3 separate regions of the Homo sapiens genome follow, and all the other regions are linked to region 2. Evidence: chromatin contacts called from ENCODE Hi-C or POLR2A ChIA-PET data. All regions are on one chromosome and are shown on one strand. Each heading gives the region's core, a stretch centred on a gene start or an enhancer-like site at or near the end of the contact. The rest is flanking DNA. Distances are from core to core; before and after follow the strand shown.

Region 1 (4,331 bases), core at 585-3,084, 330 kb before region 2:
CCTCGATCCATCTCTAACTCTATCCACAACTCCAATTCGAGCTAATTCTCCATCCCCCAGCCCCTTCTCGCATCCAGCTTCCTCATCCCCTGTCTCCAGGCACTTCCCCATCCCCATCTCTGTCCATATCCCCCACCGCATTCCCCAAGTTCGCCGCGGGCCACAGACCCTAAGCGCCGCGCGTGTTCTGTACCCCACCAAGCTCCTAGGTGCACAGAATAAACCCTCCATCCAACCCCTCCCACCTGGGATAGAGAGGACCAAGTTATCAACCCCGCCCCCTGCTGGCGCGGAGCGAACTACAGACCCCGCAGGGCGTGCGGAGGCGGCACCCAGACCCCGCGTCCCAGCTTGAGAGCTCAGCTAGTTGGCTGACCCCGCCCCCTACGAGCCCGTCGTGTGCACCACACACTTTGCTCTACGCCCAGCCCCAACTACAGACCCGGCTCCTCTCAGTCAGAGTACACCCCAAGTGCTTGGGAGTGAGGACGCTGCCTGGTGGGCCCAGGCTCCGCTGTGCCTGGGGAACTTGGGGCTCGCCCCACCTCGAGCCAAGGGGCCGTGGAGAGTCCTTCACCCCTACACGCGCGCGTGCACACACACGTGCACACACACACGCACACACACATGTTCACACACACACACCCTCTCTCACGCGCGCCGTGTGCAATGCTGAATTCTGGAGAGTAGGCGCGTCCCCCCGCGGGCCAGCGCGTAGGAGCTGGCAAAGAACGTGCGTAGGGGGAAAGGTAGGCTCCCAAGAAGCTCCCAGACGGACGTGGACTGTACAGCCCCTCCCTAGCCTTTCTACTGCGGGCGCTGTTGCCAAGTCCTAGGTGCACGTGGGCAGTGGGCCGCACACGCTCATAGGCACGCGCGCTTTTCTGCGCACTTCCTCAGACTGCTGTAGCGGTGCCCACGGCCAGCCGGAGTCCTCACATGTCCTCAGGTGGTGCACACGCATGAACTGCGGCAGGTGCACAGCCCTGCGTACCTGCAAATACCAGCACGGTCGTGCACGCGTGCCCTGACGCGCGCCTCTCGGGACGGACGCTGCTGGAGCCGGGGGAAGTTGAGGCGAACTCCAAGAGGCCTCGACGTTCCTGGGTAAGCGCCGCGGAGCGCGGAGCCGCAGCGCCCCCTGGTGCCCCTCCTGCACTTCGCCGCTGGGCTCCCTCCCGCTTTCCCTCTCCCTCTCTAGCCTGATCCCTCTCCCGCTCTCCCTCCGGTCGAGTCTCCCTCCTCCCCGGCCCAAGGAGCCCTGATCTCCCTCTGGGACGTACCTGTAGCCCGAGAAGGTCGAGGATGCAGTGGGGCGCGCTGCGCGCACGAGCATCTCGGCCGCCTCAGCAGCCACCGGGTTTAGCGGGTTCCCGCATGCTGCGGCCCCAGCGCGCTCCCCTGGCTGTCCCGCGCTGTCCGCATCGCCCCCACGGGGGGCGGCTATCCCAGCCGGAGGCTCTGCAGCAGGGCTCTAACGGGGCGGAGGAGAGAAGGAGAGGCAGGGTCAGCCCACCAACGAGGGGAGGGAGGGTTGAGGGGAAGGCTGCAGTCTGCAGTGCTCACAAGCCCCCCTATGCGCCCAGGGGGGCTAGACAAGAGGGGGGAAGCTGAAGCCCGATGCCCACGACGCCCCCAGTGCGGATCCTCAGCCCCTGTGGCTGATAGCGGGAGCTCCACTCCAGGGTGCACAGGAGAATGGGAGCCCCAGGTTGGCCACCCACGAGAAGCTAACTGGGCACCTCCACCCGCACCCCCTACCACCTCCCCAGCGCCGGCTGCTGGGAGTTGTGCGACCGGGAGCTGCTGAGCGAGGGAGGTAGGGAGAGAAAGAGGAGGTAACGAGGGTGGGGGGGCGCTGGCTGAGTTTGTGACGAGCCAGCAGTAGGAGAGGGGGAGGGAAGGACGCGGGCTCCCGCGGTCCCGGTTCCCCGAGGGAGGTGGATCTTTCCCACGCAGCGACCCTCTTGTGATCCTGCCGCTTCCTCCCTCTTCAGGCCTCCCACCTCCCCCCTTCCCAAGGGGGCCTCCCAGGCCCGGCGTCCCGCGCTAGCACTCACCGCAGCCTCTCTCCACATAGTTCTCAGCAGTGGCCGCTCCTGGTCATCTCCAGGGCTGATGGCTGCGGCCGCGATTCTCAGCGCTCACCCGGTCCCATGATCCGGCCAAGCCCTAGGAGCTCCCCTCCAAGATCCCTAGCTCCGCTTCCTGCCCCACTCCGGACGGCAACTGCCCGGTCCTCTGAGCGCGCCGGAGCACCCTCTCCGCAACCCAGCTCCGGGCTGGTGTGTTTGAGGGCGAGTGTGTGTGTGAGTGTGGGAGCGCGCTCGCGTGTGGCCGGGGATCCCCGCGGTCCCCGGCCGAGAGAGGCGCGGGCGGGGAAAGGCAGCTCCCTCCGGGCCCTTCGCTGCTGGGCCAGCTCCGCGCCGGGCGTTCGGCTCCCCACTTCCCAGCGGGAGTCCGGTGAGCGCCTGGACACCCTGGTTCACAGCACTGGCAAAGCCGGGTTCCCGGGGCGTCTTTCTGCTGCGGTCGCCTCCGAGGAAGAGGAGAAGGAAGGTAGCGGCGCCCTCCACACCAACTTAGGGACTTGTTCTCAGCCGGCGAGACGCAGTAGCCCCCGCTCAAGCCCAAGAGGCTTCGAGCTCCGGCGGGCGAAAGCGTCTCCTGCCCGCAGCCTCTCTCCTAGGTGGGTCGAGACAGACCCCGCAGTCCCTCGGCGGCGACGCGGAGCGCGGCCACCCGTTCCGAGAGCGCACGGCGGCAAATAAGGCCAGGATAGGTGGCTGGCTGGCGACGGGGGCGCCTGCGGCGGCGCGCGCTGCTGTCCGTGGTGTTGGAACCACGCTCTCCGCCCGCTCCCGGGCGTCTGGTGCGGCTGAAGAATCAATTATTCAGATCTCTGCTACCGCTTCCTCCTCCCCCAGTGCCTCGCGCTGGGTACAGTTATCCCCCTCCACGCACAGGCGCGCCGACACACACACACACACACACACACACACACACACACACACAGAGTCTGCTCCAATGCTTCTCCCTGTGCCTCGCCACCCCCGTACGGGAACCCACTCCTCTGATCTCAGGGAGCCAGAATCCTAAAAGCAAAGACATCTGCATTTCCCACATGCTTCCTTCTAAGTTCTACCAAACAGAAGCCTCCCTGAGGCTGCCACTTCTAAGCTACCAGAAGAGGTGAGCCAGAGAACATGGGACGGCCCGGGTGTGTGAGGGCTTGGTTGACTTGAATTCTAGCGACTGGGCATGAAATACATGGTCAAGGGAGGAGCTCTGCCCCTTTTATATTCACCTGTATCTCCAACGCCTGTCTGCCTTTCAGGCCTTGGAAGGAAAGGGGTCTTAAATTCTAAGAGGTTTTGCAATGACTGTTCCAACCCTGCCTCCTCCACTTAACCTAATGTCACCTGCTGCGGTCTAAATGTGTGTGTTCCCACCCCCAAATTCATAGGATAAAATCCTAACTCCCAAGGTGATGGTATTAGGAGGTGGGGACTTTAGGAGGTGACTTCATGGCTTCATGAGAGTAAAATGGGATTTGTGGTCTTATAAAAGAGATGCCAGAGAGTCAGCTAGGTCCTTCCACCAAGTGAGACTTAATCAAGAAGGCATCGGCCTATGAACAGGAACTAGGCCCTCCCCAAATACTGAGTCTGCTGCTGCTTCATCTTGGACCTCCCAGCCTCAAGAAGTGAGAGAAATAAACTTCTGCTGTTGATGATGTTTTGCTATGGCACCTGGATCAAACTAAAATATCACTTTTGGACATTATATTACTTCCCTTTATTGATCACTAATCTGGAAATGGGGGGCAGTAAAAACATCTACTTCTCAGGATTATTTTGAAAAGAAAAGGAAGTAGCCTTAATAAAGGGGTCAACAAGGTCTGGCACATAGTAGATGCTCAATCAACATCATGCACCTTGAAGTAGCCTGGAAGCAGGGGAACTTCTTCCAAGAATGTGGATGTGGCTGCTGAAATGGAGACAGGAGAGGGGCACAGTGTGTGGAGACAAATGGATTCATTATTGAGCTGGTTGTTCTATGCTGGGTTTCCTGGGTTTTTGTTTTTGTTTTTTTTTTAATCCAAAAGACAGAGAAAGCGTGAGGGAAATGCTGGAAAGTAAATTAAAATGGGGGATTGTATAATATAAGGCAGGGAACAGGAAAATGTTTCCTTTCTTGAGTCTATGGCTGGGCTGAACTGATTAGGCCACTCCTTGGCACCCATGCAAGACTCTGGCTTGGGGTCTAAAGGGGAAGTTAGGCCATTTTATTTAAATGAGTTATAAATTATAGACAATAAAATGCATATC
Region 2 (4,162 bases), core at 900-3,399:
CTAACCACTGCTTTGCATTTTTGCTCCTTTTATGTGAAGCCCCATGCATGTAAAAATATTAAAATTTGTATGTCTTTCCTCCTGTTCATCTACCTGTTGTCAGTTTAACTTACAGACTCCAGTCACAGAATCTAACAGGATAAATGAAGTTTTTCCTCTCCTGCAATTGAACTACGAGTGGTGGGACTGTGTCGGGGGAAGAACCCTCTCTACTGGAATCCAAACATCCAAACACACAGGCAAAGTCTAAAAAGACAGTAACCACAGGAGTTATGACAGATTTGCTACTTAGATAGTGGGAAAGGACAAAAATTAATTAAAATACAAATACTGGTCAACAAGCAAGGCCCTTTCATATAAACAATGAAATAACCATCCATTCTATACCAGGATACAATATTTTTCTGAAGTCTCTTTGAAAGAAACAATTTCCCATAATTTTGATACTAGGGTATGTGGGTGGTTTGTGGGGTGGGCAACCATTTGTCAATGCCATTAAGTTATTTATTTATTTTTTTCAGATGGAGTCTCACTCTGTCGCCCAGGCTGGAATGCAGTGGCACGATCTTGGCTCACTGCAACCGCCACCTCCCAGGTTCGAGCGATTCTCATGCCTCAGGCTCCTGAGTAGCTGGGACTACAGGCACATGCCACCATGCCTGGCTAATTTTTGTACTTTTTCAGTAGAGACAGGGTTTTACCATGTTGGCCAGGCTAGTGTCGAACTCCTGACCTCAAGTGATCCATCCACTTCAGCTTCCCAAAGTGCTGGTTTTACAGGCATGAGCCACCGCACTTGAATGAAGTAAACTTCTTTAAAGATGACAGTAAGTTTGATCTATATACTGATATCAAGGAACATATCAACAGATGCTGTGATCACTGGGGCAAGGACACACCTGGACATTCTTTTTTCTTACTCTGATGGAGGTAAATGCTGTCTGATCTATGAAAACAATCTTTCTACACCCAAGATTAAATAAAACTGTTTCTAACCCAGTTATGATTCTCTGGATTTGTGGGAACAGAATATCATAAATGCCATTGAAGAAGCTGGGATTGACTGGATTTAGCCAAGACAACACAAAAGCCAGATGGTATTTGATTTTTGCAACACAGAGGTTTAACTATTCAGATTCAGGAAAGTATTGAGCTTCCACGGGGAATTCCTAATGAGCTGAATAATCTGCAGGATTGATGTTCCAGATGCCTCTGAAGGGAGGACATGGGTCAGCACAGGAGACTCCCTAATCACAGCCAATGATCAATTCAAACTCATCTGACCACTATCGCAACAACGCATGATGGTAATTCTTTAGGATCATGGGGCATTCTCTGGACTACCCACAAATTACCCTAATCATCAATCCGCAGCTTGAAATCATTTCCCACTGGGCTAATTCTACTTATCTACCCCTTATCTCCTTACGAAAAAAAAAAAAATGTCCCATGAGCCAGGGACACTCACCTACCACTTGCTTGCAAATTGGGACCCATGAGTAGCAAGCAGAGAGATATTTGGGATAGTTAAGTAGTAGGATTGGAGGTCTTCTTTCAGGCTACTGGGTTCTGTATAAATCTAATCTGGTACAGCTATGGGCAGGAGTTATTTCTTGCAGCAAGATAGAGGCCAAACTTGGGTAGGTTGATTGTAACCCAAGACACAGAAGAAATTATTAGCAGTTGAACTAAGAGGTTTACCATATGGTAAAGGTTTGGAACATGCCACTCAGGCAACCCAAAACTCTGTTTTCACCTATTTGTTAAATTTTCATTCATCAGGGAACTATCGACCAATATGCCAGACAGTGTACCAGGCACTATCATGAATAGCAAGACCAGACAGAATCCCTGCCTTCTTGCAGCTGACCTTGTAGTGGGGGACACAGGAGGTTAACAAGTGAAAAGTACACACACGAGATTTCCAGAGAGCAGTGTCATACAGTTCACAAGGACACGGGCAAGGAGACATGAACTTTTATCTGGCCAAACCAGGTTGCTTTCATTTATAAAGGCCTTAATTGGAAACAGAAAGGTACAGATCCCAGGTCAAGGGGAAGGAAATAAGACCCAACTGCTGCTGGGGCTGGAATGTTTGTGTGTTCAACCTAGATTCAACAACCCGAATTTCACCCCTAAAAGACCTGAACAAACAATTTGGATAAATGCCCACCAGGTGGCAGGAGTGCCTCTTCCCTTCATTTCTGCAATTGAAATTAAACATGCACCTTATCCTTTAAAAAAAAAAAAAACCGTTTTGTTTTCATAAGCTATTTTTATCCTTTTCAATGTTGAAACCAGTTGATTTCACAATACTACTAAATAACATACTTAAAATACAGTGCCAATGTAGCAAGTCTCTAAGCTAGTATCTAGGTAAAATATGGCCCTTACCTTCCAGGCCTCCACGTTGATCTCAGTTGCTTTTGATTCTTAACTTGATTCACCAATCTTACCTGGAATTGCCTTACAAGTCAGTCAGCTTCTTTAAACTCAGAGTCCAGAGCTCTTCCTTGGCTGTGTTCTTAATTCCAGAGCTTCAGTTCTGCTTAGAGCCCAACATCCTTGCTGGCGGATTTTCTCATCAAGCAAAATGTTCCCTACTCTTTTCCGTCGTGCGTTCATCCTTTTATAAAATTGGAATTGAATGACGTCAATTAAAATAAATTAGTTTAAGCTGAAAATCCAACACAAGTGAAAAGTGTTCAAATCTCAATGAAACCATAGAAGCCATGCAGTCTATGTAGTCAACGATAACAAAGCTTATCTGATGGACTAAGTTGAATGTGGCCAAATAAATCACATAGGAAACCTCAACTCTTTTCTGCTCCCTTTGAAAATATAAAACAGGACGAAGGTTTCCAGAGCATTGCAGCAGGATGCAGTCATGGAATAAGAGAGAAAATCTTCAGCCAGGTGTGGTGGCTCACACCTGTAATCCCAGCCTTTGAAAGGCGGAGGCGGGAGGATCACTTGAGGTCAGGAGTTTGAGACCAGCCTGGCCAACATGGTGAAACCCCGTCTCTCCTAAAAATACAAAAAAAAAATTAGCCGGGCGTGGTGATATGCACCTGTAGTCCCAGCTACTAGGGAGGCTGAGGCACAAGAATCGTTTGAACCCAGGAGGCAGAGGTTGCAGTGAGCCGAGGTTGTGCCACTGTACTCCAGCCTGGGTGACAGAGTGAGACTCCATCTCAAAAAAAAAAAAAAAAAGGAGAGAAAACCTTCAGAAAACTCAGAGTTGCTGAGAGCACCAGAACTTAATCAGGAGAGGGGCTGGGGGAAGCACATGGGGTAACCCCCAGAATCTTGCTCTGGGCTAGAGAAGGCTCAACACACAGCAAGGAGAATATCAGAGAAGAGGCTGAAGGGGAGACTTCATAGGAGACAGGCGCTGGAGGAATCAAGATCAACTGGGTTTCCATCCTTGTGGCATCCCACTGGGGAGCCCAGGAGAGGCTCCGAAAGAGGAAGTTGATTGGCCTGGCTTGGGTCATATGCTACAAGTCACTTTGATTGACCTCTACAAGACATTGCCCACAGGGAGGCAGAGAGAGCTCTCCAGAAAGAATTCGGGGTGTTGATGTAGTTTGTATATTTGTCCCCACCCAAATCTCACATTGAATTTTCCTCCCCAGTGTTGGAGGTAGGGCCTGGTTGGAGGTGATTGGATCATGGAGGTGGTTTCTCATGAATGGTTCAGTGCCATCCACTTGGTGCTGTCCTTGTGATAGTGAGTTCTTATGAGATCTGGTCATTTAAAACTGTGTGGTGTCTGGGCGTAGTGGCTCACGCCTGTAATCCCAGCACTTTGGGAGGCCGAGGGAGCAGATCACCTGAGGTCAGGAGTAGGAGACCAGCCTGGCCAACATGGTGAAACCCCGTCTCTACTAAAAATACAAAATTAGCTGGGGGTGTTGGCACCTGCCTGTAATCCCAGCTACTCAGGAGGCTGAGGCAGGAGAATCACTTGAACCTGGGAGGTGGAGGTTGCAGTGAGCCGAGATCACGCCATTGCACTCCAGCCTGGGCAAAAAGAGTGAAATTCTGTCTCAAAAATAAATAAATAAAATAAAAATGTGTGGCGCCCCCACCCTTGCTCCTGCCCTGGCCATGTGACATGCCTCCTTCCCCTTTGCCTTCCACCATGACTGTAAGCTTC
Region 3 (4,621 bases), core at 1,366-3,865, 330 kb after region 2:
TTTGTTGAAGCCAAGGTGCTGGAAGAACTGCCTGTGTCGTACTGACAAGCCAAAGGTGTGTCGGTCGTGGCTATTTCTCGTGTCCTTGGGTTCTCTGCCTGGGGATCTCCGCTTTCTCCGCTGCTAAGGTCAGAGGTACTAGTGTGTAGGCAATTCCTGGCCAGCCAGTCTGAGATGGAAACGTCCTGGGCTGAGCATTTTGGTTTTAACCGGCTTACAGCTGAAAGTTCAGATTCTCTCTCCCAACTCCGCTCATGCGCTTTCCAAAAATTCCAAACGCTGATTTCAGTAGCATCTCTGTGCCCTCCTAGCGTATGTCTGCGCCGGGTGCTTTTCCTTTTAGCAGTCGCGGCATTCGCTTTGTGATTCCCTACTCCAAACACGTCATCCGCAGGGGCTCTGGGTCTCAGTTTTAGCTGATCTGCTTTTTTCGTTTTCCATGTGGATTCCTGTTTTTCGGATCCACCTCTGGTGGGTGTCAGTAAACTCACAGTTGACTTTCCTTTTTTCATAACATCAAACACTTTAGTTAATGAAGGTGTTTCTTTCTCGTTCTTGGCATCTCCTAGACTTCCACTGTCTGACTTGAATCTCGCTGATTTTTTCCTGGAGAGAATATCACATGTGATGAGTTTATGGGAACTGAAGAGCTGTCTCCGGCTATCTAAACTTGATGTTAAACTTCCCTCGGTGCAACTTACTTCACTTCATTCAGAATTTCTCCGGCTGCTCTTAGTCACTTTTTGCAGTTTTCCTCGGAAAAGCCTCTCCGAAGTCAAAGCTGTGGGGAAAATGGGAAACTCGTTCCCGCTGTCGGTTTCCACAGGCCGCCCTTCAAGGATCAGTTCGCTTTTCTCGTCGTCTGCCTCGTCCCCCTTGCTCTCTGCCACGACTGCACCTCAGGGCTCAGTCTACTGGAGTCCAGGCTAGTCAAGTATGTAGCAGACGATGTGGTGGAATAATCTGAGGTGATGGTGCTGACGTTGGCCAAAAACTCACTATGTTTCCTTTCTATGCCCTGCTGAATTTCTTATAACAGTTTTATTGAGGTATAATTCCCATACCATACAACTCATCCATTAAGAGTGTACAATTCAATGGCTTTTTTTCTTTTCTTTCTTTTTTTGGAGACAGTCTCACTCTATCACCCAGGCTGGAGTGCAGCAGCACGACCTCCGCCTCCTGGGTTCAAGCAGTTCTCCCACCTCGCCTCCGAGTAGCTGGACCACCATGTCTGCTAACTTTTCGAATTTGTTTATAGCGATGAGGTCTCCCTGTGTTGCCCAGACTGGTCTCGAACTCCTGGGCTCAAGTCATCATTTCACCTCAGCCTCCCAAAGTGCTGGGATTACAGGTGTGAGCCACTGTGCCCAGCCATTGGCTTTTAGTATACAAACAAAGTTGTCCAAGCTTCACCACAGTCAATTTTAGAACACCTTTCTTTTTTACTTTTTCTTTTTAGAGAGAGAGGGTCTCACTTTGTGGCCCAGGCTAGAGTACAGCGGTGGGATCACAGCTCACTGCAGCCTCCAACTCCTGGGCTCCTGCCTCAGCCTCCTGAGTAGCTGGGACTGCAGGAGTGCGCTACCATGCTCAGCTAATTTTATATTTGTAGAGATGGGGGTCTCATTATGTTGCCCAGGCTGATCTCCAACTCCTGGTCTCAAGTGATCCTCCTGCCTCAGCCTCCCAAAGCATTGAGATTACAGGTGTAAGTCACCATGCCCAGCTCCCTTTGTAACTTTTGAGAAACTGGCAGGCTATTTTCCAAAGCTTCACTCTATCAAAAAATATATATATTTTTTAAACAATAGCATAACATATATAAAGTGCAAAATCATAAATGTACAACTTAATGCATTTTCAGAAACTGAACACTCCCGGAGATCCAGCATCCAGACCAAGAAACAGGATGTTTGCAGCCCCCAGAAGCCCCTGTGGGGGTCAGTCGCTTCCAGCCACTCCCCTGCCAGAGGAACCATTGTCCTGCCTCCTAATAGCACAGTTTTTGTTTCCTTTCTGGATTTTAAATATTCTCCAGTTTAGGCATGGTGCCTCACACCTGTAATCCCAGCATGTTGAGAGGCCAAAGTGGGAAGATTGCTTGAGCCCATGAGTTTGAAACCAGCCTGGGCAACAGAGTGAGACCTCGTCTCTAAAAAAAATTAAAAAATTAGCTGAGCTTGGTGGTGCATGTCTATAGTCCCAGCTACTTGGGAGGCTGAGACAGGAGGCTCATTTGAGCCCAGGAGTTCGAGGCTATAGTGAGCTGTGATTATGTCACTACACTCCAGCCTGGGTGACAAAGTGAGATGCTGTCTGTAAAAATAAATAATATAATAAATATATAAATATAATAAATAAATAAATAAAATATAATAAATGAGTATTCTCCTTTCCTGGTGAGGGGTGGAGGCTGGCAGGAGGGCCAGGCTGAGGATGTCAGAAGAGAAACCTTACTCCCAGATCCTAGAAGGAGAGAGGCACCCCAGCGAGGCGTGGGGACTGGGGCCTTTGAGGCTTCCTCCTCACAGCCCCTTGCACCTTCCCACCTGCTGGGAGTTTTAGGGGGTTTCCAGAGGCTGCAGAACCAGGACAATATTTTCTAGAGTCCTTGAGTTTGGTGTGACCACAGGCAGCCTGAAACCGAAAGCCAGGCCTTGGGACTGGGCGGCTGCTTCCCTTGGCTGGGATTTAAGCACAGGCCAGACACACATGAGGCCTTCAGAGCCATCCTGCCAGCCGTGTGACCCAACAGGCAGGGTCATGCATGTCTTTATCTGACATCAGAACCCACCTGGAGAGCCGCTGTGTCTTAGGTGTGTCCTGAGACCAAAGCTGGAAGTTCAGAGCACATTGCCCAGAAGAAGTGAGACATTTTCGAATTTTTTTTTTTAATTTGGACACAGGGTCTTGCTGTGTCACCCAGGCTGGAGTGCAGTGGTGCAATCTTGGCTCACTGCAGCCTTGACCTCCTGGGCTCAAGCGATCCTTCCACTTCTCAGTCCCGCGAGTAGCTGGGACTACGGTGTACACCACCACATCCGGCTAATTTTTGTATTTTTTGTAGAGATGGGATTTTGCCAAGTTTCCCAGGGTGGTCTCAAACTCCTGGGCTCAAGTGATCCACGCACCTCAGCCTCCTAAAGTGCTGGGATTATAGGCATCAGCCATCGCACCCAGCCTTGGAATGTTTTAAGGGACAGTCATGATAAGACTGTTGCTGATGCCACGAGAAGCGCCCAGGAAGCAGGGTGTGCTGGCTAGCTTCTGTTGCCTCCAGAGGGATTCCCCTCCCTTCTCTTCCCTTCCCCACCTGCCGTCTGCACAGATGCTGACCATAAGAGCCCCAATCAGCAGGCAGCTGTGGTGCCCACCACCCACAGGCTCCCATTGGCCAATGCGGGGCCCAGACAGGAGATTGGAAGGTGGAGGAGAATGAGCACACTGTTTTTATACCTCTGGCTCTGCCCATCAAAGATAAACAGAGCCCACCACTAGCTAATGCACTGAAGAAGATTTCATTCAGTAAAACCATTGCAACAGGGAAGAGGGACCAGCATGAACCAAACCCAATTTCCCCAAAATAAAATGCTGGAGACTTGTTATTTTTTTTGAAACAGGGTCTCTCTGTCACCCATGCTGAAGTGTAGTGGCATGATCATAGCCCACTGCAGCCTCCACCTCTCAGGCTCAAGTGATCCGCAGCCACCAGAGTAGCTGGGACTACAGACGCAGACCACCATGTCTGCTAATTTTTAGAACTTTTTTTGTAGAGACAAGGTCTCTCTGTGTTGCCCAGGCTGGTATGGAACTCCTGGACTCAAGCCATCCTCTCACCTCGGCCTCCCAAAGTGCTGGGGCTGCAGGTGTGAGCCACCACCCCTGGGCGTCCCTGCTTCCATCTTCACCTGGCCTTCTCCTCTCTCTCCTGTGTCTCAAATCTCCCTCTACTTTCTTTATAGGGACACAAGTCTTTGGATTTTGACCTGTGTCAAACCTATATCAAGGATGATCTCATCTTGAGATTCTTAATGAAATCTGCAAAGATCCTATTTCGAATTAAGTTTGCTCATGTATGGAGAGTTAGGACTTGAACATTTTTTTTTTTTAAGGTAGAAATGAGGGCTCTTTATGTTGCCCAGGTGGGTCTTGAACTCCTGGGCTCAAGCCATCCTCCCACCTCCGCCTTTCAAAGTGCTGGGATTACAGGTGTGAGCCACTGTACCTGGCCACGGACATTTTTTCTTTTCTTTTCTTTTCTTTTCTTTTCTTTTCTTTTCTTTTCTTTTCTTTCCTTTCCTTTCCTTTCCTTTCTTTTCTTTTCTTTTCTTTTGTTCTTTCCTTTTTTGGAGATGGAGTCTCGCTCTGTCTTCCAGGCTGGAGTGCAGTGGTGCCATCTCAGCTTACTGCAACCTCTGCCTCCCAGGTTCAAGCGATTCTTCTGCCTCAGCCTCAGTAGCTGGGATTACAGGCTTGCACTACCGTGTCCAGTTAATTTTTGTACTTTTGTATTTCAGTATTTTTGCATTTTGTAATTTTGTATTTTAGTAGAGACGGGGTTTCACCATGTTGGCCAGGCTGGTCTGGAACTCCTAACCTCAAGTGATCTGCCCCCTCA

The links. A loop is a pair of places that touch in the nucleus more often than their neighbours do. ChIA-PET counts read pairs that join two places held with the same protein, here RNA polymerase II (POLR2A). Pooled maps may share reads with other maps.
Region 1: a loop to region 2 is called in a map with no recorded cell type, with 4 times the contacts of the local background. The contact joins the promoter of GRIN2A here to the enhancer-like site in region 2. A Hi-C loop is called at or near these places in 2 of 168 maps with a recorded cell type or tissue (GM12878 and mammary epithelial cell), 33 of 37 single-sample maps with no recorded cell type and 10 of 50 pooled maps. POLR2A ChIA-PET finds 5 or more read pairs at or near these places in 2 of 52 experiments (A673 and activated CD4-positive, alpha-beta T cell).
Region 3: a loop to region 2 is called in a pooled map, with 2.7 times the contacts of the local background. The contact joins two enhancer-like sites. A Hi-C loop is called at or near these places in 2 of 168 maps with a recorded cell type or tissue (heart left ventricle and tibial artery) and 5 of 50 pooled maps.

Annotation. Positions count from the first base shown.
Region 1 is chr16:10,180,594-10,184,924 of GRCh38, forward strand. GRIN2A (glutamate ionotropic receptor NMDA type subunit 2A) reads right to left here and starts at 1,835. Exons shown (of 13, transcript NM_001134407.3): 1 at 1,284-1,835. RefSeq lists silencers at 923-1,032, 1,043-1,102.
Region 2 is chr16:10,512,607-10,516,768 of GRCh38, forward strand. LINC01290 (long intergenic non-protein coding RNA 1290) reads right to left here. Exons shown (of 2, transcript NR_149081.1): 2 at 2,236-2,626. Among named protein-coding and RNA genes, the nearest start is that of LINC01290, 14 kb to the right of the region's middle. Within about 2 kb of position 2,150, at least 6 of the 41 ENCODE cell types and tissues checked have a DNase peak (open chromatin) inside an H3K27ac peak, as active enhancers do.
Region 3 is chr16:10,840,541-10,845,161 of GRCh38, forward strand. It overlaps the pseudogene LOC729945. Among named protein-coding and RNA genes, the nearest start is that of TVP23A, 24 kb to the left of the region's middle. RefSeq lists an enhancer at 2,492-2,721. Within about 2 kb of position 2,616, at least 7 of the 41 ENCODE cell types and tissues checked have a DNase peak (open chromatin) inside an H3K27ac peak, as active enhancers do.